Regions from separate parts of the Homo sapiens genome. Here region 2 is linked to region 1. Evidence: read pairs that join two places in POLR2A ChIA-PET (ENCODE). Cell type or tissue: GM12878. All regions are shown on one strand. Links, peaks and the distances in the headings refer to the core of each region. The heading gives the core; the rest is flanking DNA. Region 1 has its middle 33 kb from the start of NUCB2. Region 2 overlaps PIK3C2A (phosphatidylinositol-4-phosphate 3-kinase catalytic subunit type 2 alpha).

Region 1 (7,878 bases), core at 2,210-6,209:
GCGGAGGTTGCAGGAAGCCAAGATCACACCACTGCACTCCAGCCTGGGTGACAGAGTGAGACTCTATCTCAAAAATTTTAAAAAATTAAATTAAATTTAAAAAGAACTACAAACCCATAGACTGGCCTGTGACCTATGAGATGGGCATAATAAAAGTTACATAAGGCAATCTGGCTCTCTGTGTCTCAAATTTGAAATTTGGGAATTTTTTTTTTTTTTTTGAGACGCAGTCTCGCTCTGTCACCTTGGCTCACTGCAATCTCCACCTTCTGGGTTCCAGCCATTCTCCTGCCTCAGACTCCCGAGTAGCTGGGACTACAGGCACGTGCCACCATGCCTAGCTATTTTTTAAAATTATTATTTAGTACAGACGGGGTTTCACCATGTTGGCCAGGCTGGTCTTGAACCCCTGACCTCAGGTGATCCACCCGCCTCAGCCTCCCAAAGTGCTGGGATTACATGTGTGAGCCACCACGCTTGGCCAATTTGGGAAAATGTTAAGAGATTCACCAGTTGGCAGCAGGGGGAAATATAAAAAGACACAGAGAAACAAAGAGAGCTGCAGAAATCTCATGAATGGGGTAATAAGTAAAAATGGATGATAAAATAACCTTGCATTCTGAAGGATGGTTGGTATTAGATTTCTGTGAAACTCTCTCTCCCTTAGTGCTGCATATATCCTCCATTCGAGAACTACAAACAAGGCCGGGCGTGGTGGCTCATGCCTGTAATCCCAGCACTTTGGGAGGCCGAGGCGGGTGGATCACTTGAGGTCAGGAGTTTGAGACCAGCCTAGCCAACATGGCAAAACCCCATCTCTACTAAAAATACAAAAATTAGCTGGGCGTGGTGGCTTGCAACTGTAGTCCTAGCTACTCAGGAGGCTGAGACAGGAGAATCGCTTGAACCTGGGAGGTGGAGGTTGCAGTGAGCAGAGATGGCACCACTGCACTCCAGCCTGGGTGACAAAGCGAGACTCTGTCTCCAAAAAAAAAAAGAACTACAAACAGCTGGGCACAGTGGCTTATGCCTTTAGTCCCAGCCTGCTTGGGTGATGACTACAAAAATTATTAATGTATTAATATTCGAACCTTCACATTAATACATTATATGTTCAAACCTTCTACATTAATACGTTAACTCTCAAACCCTCTAATGAAAGTTCAGTTTTTTCAGGTTGGTTCCTAGACTTTTTTTTTTTTTTTTTTTTTTTTTTTGAGGTGGAGTCTTGCTCTGTCACTCAGGCTGGAGGGCAGTGGCACGATCTTGGCTCACTGCAACATCTGCCTCCTGGGTTCAAGTGATTCTCGTGCTTCAGCCTCCCATGTAGCTGGAATTACAGGCGTGAGTCACCACACCCAGCTAATTTTTGTATTTTTAGTAGAGACAGGGTTTCACTATGTTGGCCAGGCTAGTCTCGAACTCCTGACCTCACGTGACCCACCCGCCTTGGCCTCCCAAAGTGCTGGGATTACAGGTGAGAGCCACCGTGCCCAGATGGTTCCTAGACTTTTATGTTGCAGAATCAAGGAAAAGAGTAAAGAGAATCAGATGGAGAATGAGGAATCTGTTTCTCCAAGTCTGAAATTTTCTCGCTGGAGAAAATGTTGAAAGGAGACTGAAGGAAAGGCTGGGGCAGAAGATTCTTCAGCTACTTAAGCTAGTTGAGTTCAAAGTTGAGCGTGAGAGAAAAATTGAGTGAGAGAACAGTTGCTCCTAAGGGTGAAGAGTACTGAGTGAGGCAGAGGTATGAAGGAAACTTAGATTTTTTTTCTGTATCCTTTCCTTTTTTTTTTTTTTTTTGAGACAGAGTCTTGCTCTGTGGCCCAGGCTGGGGTGCAGTGGTACAATCTCAGCTCACTGAAACCTCTGCCTCCAGGATTCAAGCAATTCTCCCGCCTCAGCCTCCCAAGTAGCTGGGATTACAGGCATGTGCCACCATGCCTGGTTAATTTTTTTGTATTTTTAGTAGAGACGGGTTTTCACTATATTGGCCAGGCTGGTCTCAAACTCCTGACCTTGTGATCCGCCCGCCTCGGCCTCCCAAAGTGCTGGGATTACAGGCGTGAGCCACCGTGCCCGGCCGTGAACATTTTTTAGATGGTTTTTATTAATTAATTGAAATTGTGCCTACTTATACTCCCTCACTTTATGGTGACATGTTCTTGTACAGGTTACCTCCTCTGTGCATCAATTTCCTCCTCTGTAAAATGAGAGTAAGAAAAATACCCATACTATTGCTCAGATTGTTGTGACAATTATCCAGTAGGACAGAGGTAAAATGTGGCACCTGGAAGAGGGTCATCTCTCAACAAAGGTCTGCAATTATCATCTCCTTAAGGACCCTCATTTTACAGATTAGACATTTGAAGCAAAGAGAGGTTAGGCATCCTGCTCAAGGGTCAGAGCCAGGACTTAAAGCCAGGCTTCTGCCTCCAACCCACCCTCTTAACTATTCTCTCTGTGCTGCCTAAACCGGTTCTGGAACCGAGGCCTCTGAAGCTTCCACTGCCTCCACAGAGGATTTTCTGGGCCCTCCTTTTATCATTAGCTTTGGATTTAAGCTGTTTAGTGCATCAGAATGGCTGAGGCTGGCATGTGCTTGGAATATGAGTATCTGCCATTTTCAGCTTGTAGAGTGGGAAGTGACTCTGCCTCTTTCAAGTCTCACCAAGATTCTCCTAACCTAAGAAGTGAGCTTAGAAGCTGAGCAGCCAATGGCCAGGTGTAGTGGCTGACACCTGTAATCCCAACTTTTGGGATGCCAAGGCGGGCGGATCACCTGAGGTCAGGAGTTCGAGACCAGCCTGGACAACATGATGAAACCCGTCTCTACTGAAAAAAAAGAAAAAAAAAAAAAGCCGGATGTGGTGGCCCGCACCTGTAGTCCCAGCTTCTCAGGAGGATGAGGCTGGAGAATCACTTGAACCCAGGAGCCGCAGGTTGCAGTGAGCTGAGATTGTACCACTGCACTCCAGCCTGGGTGACAGAGCGAGACTCCTGTCTCAAAAAAAAAAAAAAAAAAAAAAAAGAAGCTGAGCAGCAAAGGGAGAAATGCCCACTCTTACCACTTCCTTTGTAGTCCTTTCTCAAGGAGAAAGTGAAGCTTGGTGGTTAGGAGCATAGAATCAGGAGCAAACCGCCTAGGCTCTGCTCCTTACTAGCCATATGTCCTCAGGCAATTTACTTATCTCTCTGTGCCTCAGTTTCCTCATTTGTAAAATAGAGATAATAGGTTACTTACCATAGAGTTCTTAAAATGATTAAATGACTTAATATTTATTTGCAAGTACTTATAACAGTGCCTGGCACTACTAAGCGTTATATAAATATTACATAAATATAGAAATCATAGAAATTTTTAAATGAGTCATTTTGTCATGCAGTTTATCCCTTTTCTAGTAATATGTTCAGATACACTAATGTTAAATATATAATAACTTTAAAACTTTCTCAAAGGAAGAAGGGTGGGGAGGGATATAATATATTTAGAAAACACAGATGGGGTTTCTTTTCTCTACAGTTCCCTTCCTCATCCCCGAGTTGTGTGGAACTATGGTTGAGGATACCTGACATTTCTACTCATGTGCCTATGCACAGGACTGATTTATGTTTGGCTACTATTATAAGATCTCCTTCCATACCTGCCTTGTCTTCCGGAGATGCCCCTCCCTAATGCTTGAGCCAACTCCTTTGCCTCAGTCCTGCTCCCAGGCCCTACACTCATGGGATGATCTCCAAGGTGCAGAATACCTGCCTTGCTAACTACACAGATGGGCCAGGCATGGTCTCTGCTCACAGGTCACTCGTATACCAAGAGGATCAGTACTGCTTGGTCTTGAAAACAGGCATTTTTGCTGTGTATGAGAACTTGACCTGCTTTCATGTGGTTCCCTAGAAATAATTACATCCACACTTCTGACCACAATCAGTTACTTATGACTTATATTAAGCCACCCAGGGAAATAATCATTTCCTTAGAAGAAGTTATGTTATGACCAGCCTGGCCAACATGGTGAAACCCTGTCTCTACTAAAAGTACAAAAATTAGCTGGGCATGGTGGTGCATGCCTGTAATCCCAGCTACTCGGGAGGCTGAGGCAGGAGAATCATTTGAACCCAGGAGGCAGATGTTGCAGTGAGCTGAGATCGTGCCACTGCACTCCAGCCTGGGTGACAGAATGAGAACCTGTCTCAAAAAAAAAAAAAAAAAAAAAAAGAAAGAAGAAGTTATGTTAGCTTAATGTTTTATGTAGTTTATGTTTATTTTGGTTACAATTTCATACATATAGCAGGAAAGCTCATCTCTGGAAAGAATTTCAAGCCGCATGACATTATGGAAAATGCTCCTGTCCTGGAAGTCAGACACCTTGGAGTTTAATCCTAGCTCTGCTTCTGTGTAACCAGGGGAGAGTTGCTTCACCTCTTGGGTCCGCTCTTATTTTTCGATGCTCTTTTTGATGGTAAATAGTTTTTGATGCTCTCAAAATCAAAAGCAGGCTTTTACTGAATCAATGAAATGTGGGGACTAGGTACCAGCTAGTCCAATCCCTCATTTTTTTTTAACTCAATGTTTTGTTTTGTTTGTTTGTTTTTATTATTATTATACTTTAAGTTTTAGGGTACATATGCACAACGTGCAGGTTTGTTACATATGTATACATGTGCCATGTTGGTGTGCTGCACCCATTAACTCGTCATTTAACATTAGGTATATCTCCTAACACTATCCCTCCCCGCTCCCTCCACCCCACAACCGTCCCCAGTGTGCGATGTTCCCCTTCCTGTGTCCATGTGTTCTCATTGTTCAATTCCCACCTATGAGTGAGAACATGCGGTGTTTGGTTTTTTGTCCTTGCGGTAGTTTGCTGAGAATGATGGTTTCCAGCTTCATCCATGTCCCTACAAAGGACATGAATTCATCCTTTTTTATGGCTGCATAGTATTCCATGGTGTCTATGTGCCACATTTTCTTAATCCAGTCTATCATTGTGGCACTATTCACAATAGCAAAGACTTGGAACCAATCCCTCATTTTACAGGGAAGAAAAGGGAGGCTAATGTTGATAAACTGGTTCACCATGGTCAGACATCTAGCTGAAATCAAAGTGAAGACTATGTGATGAAGAATTATTCTTTGTTGCTTGCTAGGCCCCAAGCCATTGTGTGCCTGTTGGTTATTATGAAGCAGCCAACAATATTATGCTTAGCTTATTACACAGTTTTCCCCCTTTATTTAGACAGTTCCCTTTGAAGAAAAGAAAGCCCTTGGATTTGTTGTGATTTGCTTTGAGGGATTACAAGCTTTTATCTTAAGTGTTTTGTAATAATTAAAACTTTGAACAGCTTTAAGCATTATTTGGGGGATACAAAAAATTGAGTAAAACTTTCTGAGATGAAAATTTTCTGTTTTATAATTCAATAAGACATTTAGCTTGCAGGAAAAGGGAATATTAAAATGCCTTCATTTGGATTTAAGAATTATAACAGGATTTCCTTTGTGAGAGGAAAAACCACAGTGGCAAGTTTGAGGACTTGAAGGATTTTATTTTTGTAATTAAGTGATAGTTTATTAGCACAGTGGTAATTGTTTCTTCTGACACATTGTACTTTATTCTCATATAACACCATTCATCTAAAGATTACAGATGAATTTTAATCTTGTCTATAACTAAGTTTCACATAATCCATTCATTTTCTTTCTTTTTTAAATTATTTTTTATTTTTTAGACACTGTCGCTCTGTTGCCCCAGGCTGGAGTGCAGTGGCATGATCTCAGCCCACTGCAACCTCTCCCTCCAGGTTCAAGCAATTCTCCTGCCTCAGCCTCCCAAGTAGCTGGGATTAAAAGCATTTGCCGTGACGCCTGGCTAATTTTTGAATTTTTAGTAGAGACAGGGTTTCACTATGTCGGCCAGGCTGGTCTCAAACTCCTAACCTCAAGTGATCTGCCCGCCTCGGCCTCCCAAAGTGCTGGGATTACAGGCATGAGAAACCGCACCTGGCCAATCCATTCATTTTCATTTATCTCTCTCATTTTTTCAGATGAGCAAATATAAATTTTGAAAAATAAGATACTCTCAAATGCCCTGAATTGCCTGTCTCTTATTTCAGCAAATTCAAGTCTGAATATAGCTTGTAAATGTTATCTATTCAAATTCAGCCTCGCCTGTAACAGCAGTGATGATACCATTATGCTAGCTGCCAGTTCAGGGTCTATCAGACTCTGCCTCTCTAAACCAAATAGTTTGAAGCTACCTGGTGCTAAAGCAATCATTCACCCTCCTCTCAGGCTATTTTCTCACTTATCCAGCTCCTGCCCAGTAAGTTCACCAAGCAATTTCTTTCTTTCTTTTTTTTTTTTTTTTTAAGAGTTGGAGTCTCACTCTGTCTCCCAGACTGGAGTGCAGTGGCTCAATCACAGCTCACTGCAGCCTCAAACTCCTGGGCTCAAGAGGTCCTCTGGCCTCAGCCTCCCAAGTAGCTGGGAATAGAGGTGCATGCCACCATGCCCAGCTACACTGACCAGATTCGATTCAGCTGTCTCTGCTTCTGCCTTTGAGCCTCCCCGAGGTTCTCTCTCAGCTTCAGTCTACCTCAGGCAAGACACCTGGCTTAAGCAGCCATTTAGCTAGTGCTGGTCCTGCCCTGGCCCAAAGAGAGGGAGATTTGGACACCTATTACTGCCCTATCCTGACCCATGTCTAGGTATAAAGGGACAAAGACGAACAAAACAAGTCAAAGGCTTGCTCTAAGTCTCTAGATATAGAGGGCCTAAACAGCAAGCATTAGGTTCTGAATTGGACATTTATGACCTTCAAAATAGAAGGGATGATAAATATTATGGATGAATCCTTGTTGAAAACAGAAGTATGGCCAGGCGCAATGGCTCATGCCTGTAATCCTCGCACTTCGGGAGGCCAAGGCCAGAGGATTGCTTTAGCCCAAGAGTTCAAGATTGTGGTAAACTATGATTGGGCCATAATGTTTTCCATCCTGGGTGACAGGAAGGAAGGAAGGAAGTGAGGGAGTGAAGGAGGGAGGGGAGGGGAGTGAAGAGGGGAGAGAGGGAGGAAAGGAAGGAAGGGGAGGAAGAGAGAGAGAAAGGAAGAAAGGAAGGAAAGGAAGGAGGGAAGGAAGGAGAAAGAGGAAGGAAGGAAGAGGAGGGAAGGAGGGAAAGGAAGGGAAGGAAGGAAGGAAAGAAAGAAAGTAGAAGTGTAACTGGAAGTGTTGATGGTTGTTTGCAGCTTTGCTGCTCAAAGTGTGACCCAGCAGCATCAGTATCAATTGAGAGCTTGTTAGAAATTTGGCATCTCAGGCTGGGAGCAGTGGCTCTTGCCTGTAGTCCCAGCACTTTGGGAGGCTGAGGCGGGTGGATCACTTGAGGTCAAGAGTTCAAGACCAGCCTGGGCAACATAGTGAAACCCTGTCTCTACCAAAAATACAAAAATTAGCTGGCTGTGGTAGTCCATGCCTGTAATCCCAGCTACTCGGGAGGCTGAGGCAGGAGAATCGCTTGAACCTGGGAGGCAGAGGTTGCAGTGAGCCACGATCTCACCACTGCACTCCAGCCTGGGCAACAGAGAAAGACTCTTTCTCAAAAAAAAAAAAAAAAGGCATCTCATGCTCCCTCCTAGACCTAATGAATCCAAATCTACATTGTAATAAGACCCTTCAGGTGATTTTTCTTGGCACTGTCTATATTAGTCTGGTGGGGCTGCCATAACAAAATTTCACAACTTGAGTGGCTTAAACAACAGAAATTTATTTTCCTGAAGTTCTGGAGACTGGAAGTCAAGATCAAGTTGTCAGCAGGTTTGGTTTCTTCTGAGGCCCCTCTCCTTGCTTTGTAGATGGCTGCTTTCTTTCTTTTTCTTT
Region 2 (7,878 bases), core at 2,105-6,104, 85 kb after region 1:
GGCGTGATCTCGGCACACTGCAACCTCCACCTCCCAGGTTCAAGTGATTCTCCTGGCTCAGCTTCCCGAGTAGCTGGGACTACAGGTGCATGCCACCATGCCCTGCTAATTTTTGTATTTTTAGTAGAGTTGGGGTTACACCATGTTGACTAGGCTGGTCTCGAGCTCCTGACCTCAAGTGATCCACCCGCCTCAGTCCCCCCAAGTGCTGGGATTATAGGCGTGGCCACCGTGCCTGGCCAAACAAGTCCTATTTGTTTATATATTTTTTTCTGTGAATTGAGAATTCAGTTTAGTAGCTTAATTTTAAAATCTGTTGTCCTAAAAAGTAGAACAAGAACCAATGGGGAAGAAAGTCAGGGAGACAGGTTTCATGGTTAAATATCTATAAAGGAACTTAGAAAGAGACATTTCATGATGGTTGCTCTCAGGTTGTGTTAAGAGAAAAACTTTAGACATATTTAACATAGTTTAATTCAGCAAAGAAGAGATCACAAATCAGGCAGCCCCTGAAGCAGAATGGGTTCAGGGAGACTCCAGTGCAGCCATGTGGTGGAAGATTTATGGTCAGAAAAGGAAAGTGATGTACAGAAAATGGAAACGAGGTACAGAAGCAGCTGAATTGGTTATGGCTTGATGTTTGCCTTATTTGAACAGGTTTTGAACAGTTGGCCACCCTTGATTGGCCGAAACTTGGTGATTGGCACAAGAGTAGGTTACAGTTTGTTGTACACATCCAGTTAGGTTACAGTTCACTATGCATGGAGAAATTGTTAGGCTGAACTTAAAATGTGTTAGGAGGCAGGTTTAGGCTAAATTTAACAGTTGTAAACACAATTATTTGAGACATTGACTTAGAGGCTTGGCATGCACCTGTTATAAATGCTATAGATAGGATTTTGTTTTTGTTTTTGTTTTTTTTTTTTAGATGGAGTCTCACTCTGTCGCCCAGGCTGGAGTGCAGTGATGCAATCTTGGCTCACTGCAACCTCCACGTCTCGGGTTCAAGCAATTCTCCTCTCTCAGCCTCCCTCCTGAGTAGCTGGGATTACAGGCACCTGCCACCACACCCGGCAAATTTTTCTATTTTTAGTAGAGATGGGGTTTCACCATTATTGGTCAGGCTGGTCTTGAACTCGTGACCTCAGGTGATCCACCCACCTCAGCCTCCCAAAGTGCTGGGATGACAGATGTGAGCCACTGCGCCCGGCCCAGAATGGATTTTTGTATGAAAAAGTTCTAAGCCTTCTTGTTAGTGCTAAGATTTCATTTTGTTTGTGTACAGGAAGATAAAGTTTGGTTTTATGTAGACCAAAATAGGGAGATAAACTGAACACTGGTAATAGGCTGACTTTGGAAATCCATGGCACAATTCATTGGCACGGAGCTTTTAATTTTTCACACACCATTCATCTCTACTTACAAACTTTTCCCTGATATTTTTTATTGGAAAATAATATTGCAATGCCTATTCTTTATAATTACTTCACATGCTTAAGTGTTCATTTCCTGTAAGAATTTTGTGCTTTGTGGTAAAAACTCAACACAGAGGGTATTTTTCTTCTCACTCAGCAAGCTTACTTCCTGTTTCCATCTAGTGTCCTTTGTTTTATTAATAATAACCTAAATACATTAGTTCCAATTTTTTGTGACCAAAACCAGTAAAAGACATAATACTTAAAACTGTCTTCTGGAAATTTAAGTTTAAATCAGGCTTTTAGTTAATAGCTGTGAATTTAACTACTTTGAGCAGATTTCAAAGAATTTTATAATAGATCAAATTATTGTCATAGAGGTGGCTTTGCAAAGTTCTTTGGTTGTAAACTCTTTCTAAAAGTTAATTGTATTAACATTTTAAACATATCCCCATTGGCAAAATGTCTATTATTAATTTTAAAGAAGAGCAAAAGTTAAACAAAATGTGATTTTCATAGTCTGACTGAGTATATTTGAACAGTAAATATAAGTTTCTTTGGGAAAAAGTCCAATTAAGGATGTAACCAACTTTCTTCTGAAAAGTAATATGTATTTAATGTTTAAAGTGCATTTATTGAAAACTTGGTGTTGTGTTCCATATAATTTCTGGGTAATGTGGCATGAACCTTGAACTTGTATAGGTATAAATCTTCCCCATATTCTTGTAACTACTTTACAGAGTATTAATGATAAATTTTTGTGAATTATTTTAAACCTTCACCACTTTCCTTAAACCTCCAAACTCACCTCTGCCAACTCTCTACCATTTTTTTTCTTTTAAATTGAGGTCAAGGCCATCCATGTGTGAACTGCTCACCTCACATTTCCCTCATCTTTCTGGTTTGAAAGGAAGAGATGTTCCTTCCCTTTTCCAAAACTTAACTGTTTTTTTTGTTCCTGTTTGTTCCTGTCTTCCCCAAAGTTATTACTGTTTGTTTGTTTGTTTTGTTTTGGTTTGGTTTTGTTAAGGCAGGGTCTTGCTCTGTCATCCAGGCTAGAGTGTAATGGTGCAACCTCGGCTAACTGCAACCTCTGTCTCCTGGGTTCGAGCCATCCTCCTGCCTCAACCTCCTGAGTAGCTGGGACTACAGGGGCATGCCATCATACCTAGCTAAGTTTTGTATATTGTGTAGAGATGGGGTTTCACTATGTTGCCTAGGCTGGTCTCCATCTCCTGGACTAGAGCTATCCACCTGCCTCCCAAAGTGCTAGGATTACAGATATGAGCTACCACACCTGTCCTTAAAGTTATTACTCTTTAAAAAGGAATTTGTACTCACTGCCTTTCCAGTCTCTTGCTCTCCTTCTGTTATTCCCATTATGTTATAGAATTGCCAATCCCTCGACCATATTCACCATTTAGCCCTTTTGCTTATTTTTTAAAAATTGACTACATCCTTTTCTTGAAACTTCTGTTGCCCTGGGTAAATCTACTTCCTATTTTTCTTCCTGTGATTTTTGACTCCTTTTTCTTTGTCTAGCCTTTAAACATAGGCATTCCTCCAAAGGTTTTGTTCTTGGTTGTTTTTAATAATGCTTTACTTGTTTTCCCTTGGCCAGTGCTTTATTCTTGAGGCTCCAATTTACTTAAATTGAAAGCTACTGATCTAGACCCTTGTAGTAATGTGACTCCTTGGCTGTCTATGCTCGAGATGCTGTGATGGTTAATTTTATGTTTCAGCTTGACTAGGCCATGAGGTGTCCAGATATCTGATCAGACATTATTCTGGGTATTTCTATGAGCGTGTTTTTGGGTCAGATTAATGTTTGAATTGGTCAGCTGGATAAAGCAAATTCCCTGCTTAATGTGAGTGAGCCTCATCCAATTAGTTGAAGGCCTGCAGAATGACCCTCCCAAAAGTAAGGGGGAAACTCCTCCTGCTTGACTGCTTTGAAGCTGGAACATCAATTTTTTTCCTACCTTTGGACTAAAACAGAAGCATTGGCCCTTCCTGCGTTCTGCAACTGCACCATTGCTCTCCTTTGTCTCCAGCTTGCCAGCTGCAGATCTGGAGACTTGTCAGCTCATAATTGCATAAGCCATTCCATATATACGAAAATAAAGAGATGTCCCAGTTCTGTGCCTCACAGATACAGGCCCTTATGTCTCCTTTAGCTTCCCAAAGAGACTGTTTCCTCTTAATGGAGCTTGACCCAAAGACTACTGACTGAGAATTTGCTGTCTCAGTGATCCTGATGGATGCTGACAGCAGTTAACAGAGAGAGTGAGTTCCCTGTAAAAAATTACAGAAATTGGATGATCACTAAATCTTTGTTTCTAGCTCTGGAATAGAATATTTCTGGAGTAGAACATTTCTAGACGATGACCTAAACATCTACATGGATTTTCAAACACAACATATTTACTAGAGAACTTTGTATCTTCCCCTGCAAACTTCTTTCTTTGTTCCAGGTATTGGCTAATGCATTGGCAGTGTTTTCTTATTGATTATCATATATCTCTTTCATTTGTTAAAAAATGTGTGTGGTTATACAGTGTGAGGATTGCACATACTAATCATTTGTGGACTTCACCATTAAAGAACTTGGGCTAGAAAGGGGAGACAAGATGTGAATGTGTATAAATGCAGTACAAAATAGAAAGTCTTGAGTGCCACAGAAGAAAAGTCTGTGCAAGATCCATGGAGAAAAGAGATGATTTGATGCTTTGGTTTGTTTGTGTGGAGTTTGGAAGTGGGGTGGGAGTATGGGTGAAGGGAATAGGTGTAAAATATATGTATTTTTTATTCCAGAAAGAGCAGAGGGAAAAACCCAAAACTGTTAATGTTTGAGGTGAAATATTGGCAGCCTAGCTATTTTTTACCCTTTACAGACTTTAACATTTGAGTTAACTTTCCAGATTCTATTATTACCTTGATGTGTGACTAGATAATTATTATATTCAGTTTTTGTTAATTCAAACTCGTAACTTGAATAAAAGGAAAGACCTAATTCACGAGAGACACAGCAAAAAATACAACTATTATTATTTTTTTTAAATCCTAAAATGCCACCTAAGGAGATTCAGAATCTGTTTTTAAAATAAGTAAAACATGAAGAACAGTTCTTCAGGGAAAGATGATTCTTGGGTCAAGCAAAGCTTTAGGTTTTCCCAGCACTGCTCCCACAAAGGTCACAACGTTGTTTTTCACATTGTGTTTTTAAGGATTTTTAAGGATATTCTTTTGAGAGACAGATTAGCATGGTGATTAAGCATGTGACATTGAAGCCAGACTGCCTGGGTTGAAATTCACACTCTGCCTATATTAGCTGTATGACCTTGTGAGTTAATTAACTCATCTGTGCCTCATTTTTTCCATAAAATGGGAGTAATAATAGTTCCCACCTATTAGAGCTTTTTTGATAAATAAGTATATAAATGAATGCCTGTAGATATATAATTATATATATATATATTTATTATTATTATTATTTTTTTTTGAGACGGAGTTTTGCTCTTATTGCCCAGGCTGGAGTACAATGGCACGATCTCGGCTCACTGCAACCTCCGCCTCCCGGGTTCAAGTGATTCTCCTGCCTCAGCCTCCCGAGTAGCTGGGATTACAGGCATGCACCACCACGCCCGGCTAATTTTGTATTTTTAGTAGAGATGGGGTTTCTCCAGTTGGTCAGGCTGGTCTTGAACTCCCGACCTCAGGTGATTTGCCTGCCTCGGCGTCCCAAAGTGCTGGGATTACAGGCATGAGCCACCGTGCCCAGCCAAAAATTAATAGATTTTTGACACATGTGGTGAAGGAAGTTTAAGAGGAAGGTGAAGGGAAAAGTCCAGAGGCAGGATAGCTTGATTTGTGTTTTATAGGAACAGGATATGATTCAAGCTAACTGGAACATAGAAATCTTTAGGGAGATTCTGGGAAATAAGATTGGATTAGATTGTGGCAGATTTGGAGTGTGAAACCAGAGGATTTGCTAGGAAATATAAAATCCCATTCTTTAGAGTAATATAGTCTATTTGTCATAGTGGTTGCTTCTGTAATACAAATTGATTGATATGTGATTGGTAACTATGAGACTGAGGTCAATACAATGGGGAAGTAGCATTAGTTCAGACGTAATCTTTCCCGGCATATTAACTTTTTGAAATAATCAGAAACAAACTTCTCACAACCTAAGGGAAAGCTTTAGCACTATATGAAGATATTAGGAAAACACTGAGAATCCTGCAGAAGTGTCCTCTTATTAATGAAAATGAGTGGCTTCAAGAACAGTTTCACATTCCACAGTATTAATCTGTCAGCTATAACGATGTTTGCAGACCAAGAGGCTGCAAAAACATTTCTCTTTGAATTTTTTTTTTTTTTTTTTTTTTGAGACAGAGTCTCACTTTGTTGCCCAGGCTGGAGTGCAGTGGCACGATCTCAGCTCACTGCAACCTCTGCCTCCCAGGTTCAAGCAATTTTCCCGCCTCAGCCTCCTGAGTAGCTTGAATTACAAGCACTTGCCACCACGCCTGGCTAATTTTTGTATTTTTAGTAGAGACAAGGTTTCACCATGTTGGCCAGGCTGGTCTTGAACTCCTGACCTCAGGTGATCCGCCTGCCTTGGCCTCCCACAGTGGTACTGTACTTTTAACTTCATTGCAATTGGTGTTGACTAGAAGCATATGTCCTGAAGAATTCATATCTCAAATGAGGAAACAAGAGCCCCAGGGTTTTAGGCTTCAAAGGATGAAATGCTAGGTGCAAATGGGAGCAGACATTTAACTGTGCTAGTATTTTTATAAGGTCCTATTATCGTTTTAGTTAGGGCTTTGATTACAGAGTTATATTGATATAAAAAATTATTTTTATTTTTAGAGATGGGGCTTCACTGTGTTGCTTGGGCTGGCCTCGAACTTCTGGGCTCAAGTGACCCTCTTAATTTAGCCTCCTGGGTACCTGGGACTACAAGTGTGCAATGCCACACCTGGCTACATTGATATTCAGTAGTCTACCTTAACTCTCTTTTCCCCAGGAGACTTGTTACTTTTAATTGTGGTTTTGTAGCACTCGAAGTATTTATTTTTTTCTCCAAATGTGTATATCACATTCTAGCAGAAAGGGCTCTGACATGTTTTAAAGGAAGGAAACTCATAAAGGAATTGTTGACCTAAATTTTCAGTTTAATTTTCTCACACAGAATCATCTTGTGTGCTGAGGCAGGCAGATTGCTTGAGCCCAGGAGATTGAGATCATCCTGGGCAACATGGTAAAACCCCGACTCTACAAAAAATACAAAAATTAGCCAGGTGGGGTGGCCCATGCCTGTAGTCCCAGCTACTTGGGAGGCTGAGGTGGATCACCTGACCTCAGGAGGTCAAAGCTGCAGTGAGCCATTGTTGAGTGACTGTGCTCTAACCTAGGTGACAGAATGAGTCCTTGTCTCAAAAAACAAAGAAAAAAAAGTCTTTTTGTGTGCCATAGTCATTGAAATCTGTTATAGCTCTTGAAATATACGCACTTTGTTCTCACTGAATTTTGAATTGAGAATGTTCCAATTCTAATTTTAAAGGGAATTTATATTTGAAATTTGCACCAAATCAAGTTATTTTTATGTAGTGTCAAAACACTCTCAATGGACTCTGCTGTTTGGCTATGCTTGGGTGGTGAATTGATCTCCCTGAAAGCTGTAAACAGTTTTTGACCAGACGTAAACTTAGCTTTTTAGGGATTGTGAGGATGTTAGTATAAGTTTATTAACCTAGAAAATGCCCATTCTCTTACATAAAAAACCATCTTTCTTGGGATTTGGGTCCTAGTTGAATATATAGAATTTCTGGCTGATTAGAAGAGTCCCAAATGGGCTTGATCTCTTCATATTCTTAAAACAGAGAGTCCTTTAATTTCATTTAGTTGTAAAATTTCTAAAGTGTCTATTTTAGGAATATTTTGAATGGAAAGGTCTTTAGCATTCCATTCTTACTGACCGGTATAGCCTGTTTCTACTATTGAGCAAGTAAAACCAAGGAACGAAAATAAGGCTTAGTTGACATTACTTTTACAAAGATAGAAATATATAATTTAAAAATTTGTTATTGATATGATTTATTTTACCTCCATTGCTTTGTACATATTTTCATAAAAATGTGTTTGTGCTGTGCTGCTATGTAGCATTTTGTGGATCTTCCACTTTTAAAATAAAAACACTTTTTTAATTACAGAAAGACCCAAATGGGACCAGTAGTTTGCCAACTGGAAGTTCTCTTCTTCAAGAAGTTGAAGTACAGAATGAGGAGATGGCAGCTTTTTGTCGATCCATTACAAAGTAAGGAATTTTTCTTTATAAATGTTCATTTGAAAAATTCACTTGAAAACCAGTTTAGTGCTAATAATTCTAAAATTTTAAAAATTTTAATTATTTTCTTCTTGTGGCTAACATTTCAAGTCAAAGAGTTAATTGGCA

The links. ChIA-PET counts read pairs that join two places held together with the same protein. Peaks named below come from ENCODE experiments on the same cell type or tissue, not always from the same donor. Only the 100,000 strongest peaks of a DNase experiment are listed, where the experiment ranks them.
Region 2: POLR2A ChIA-PET joins it to region 1 with 6 read pairs; 3 of 35 experiments call an interaction of 5 or more read pairs at or near these places.

The regions. Positions count from the first base shown.
Region 1 is chr11:17,240,218-17,248,095 of GRCh38, reverse strand. No RefSeq gene overlaps it. Among named protein-coding and RNA genes, the nearest start is that of NUCB2, 33 kb to the left of the region's middle. In GM12878, for the core only: no CTCF peak of the experiment used is centred there; a DNase peak (open chromatin) is centred at 3,895.
Region 2 is chr11:17,155,388-17,163,265 of GRCh38, reverse strand. It overlaps PIK3C2A (phosphatidylinositol-4-phosphate 3-kinase catalytic subunit type 2 alpha), which reads left to right. Exons shown (of 33, transcript NM_002645.4): 3 at 7,637-7,740. Among named protein-coding and RNA genes, the nearest start is that of PIK3C2A, 49 kb to the left of the region's middle. In GM12878, for the core only: no CTCF peak of the experiment used is centred there; no DNase peak of the experiment used is centred there.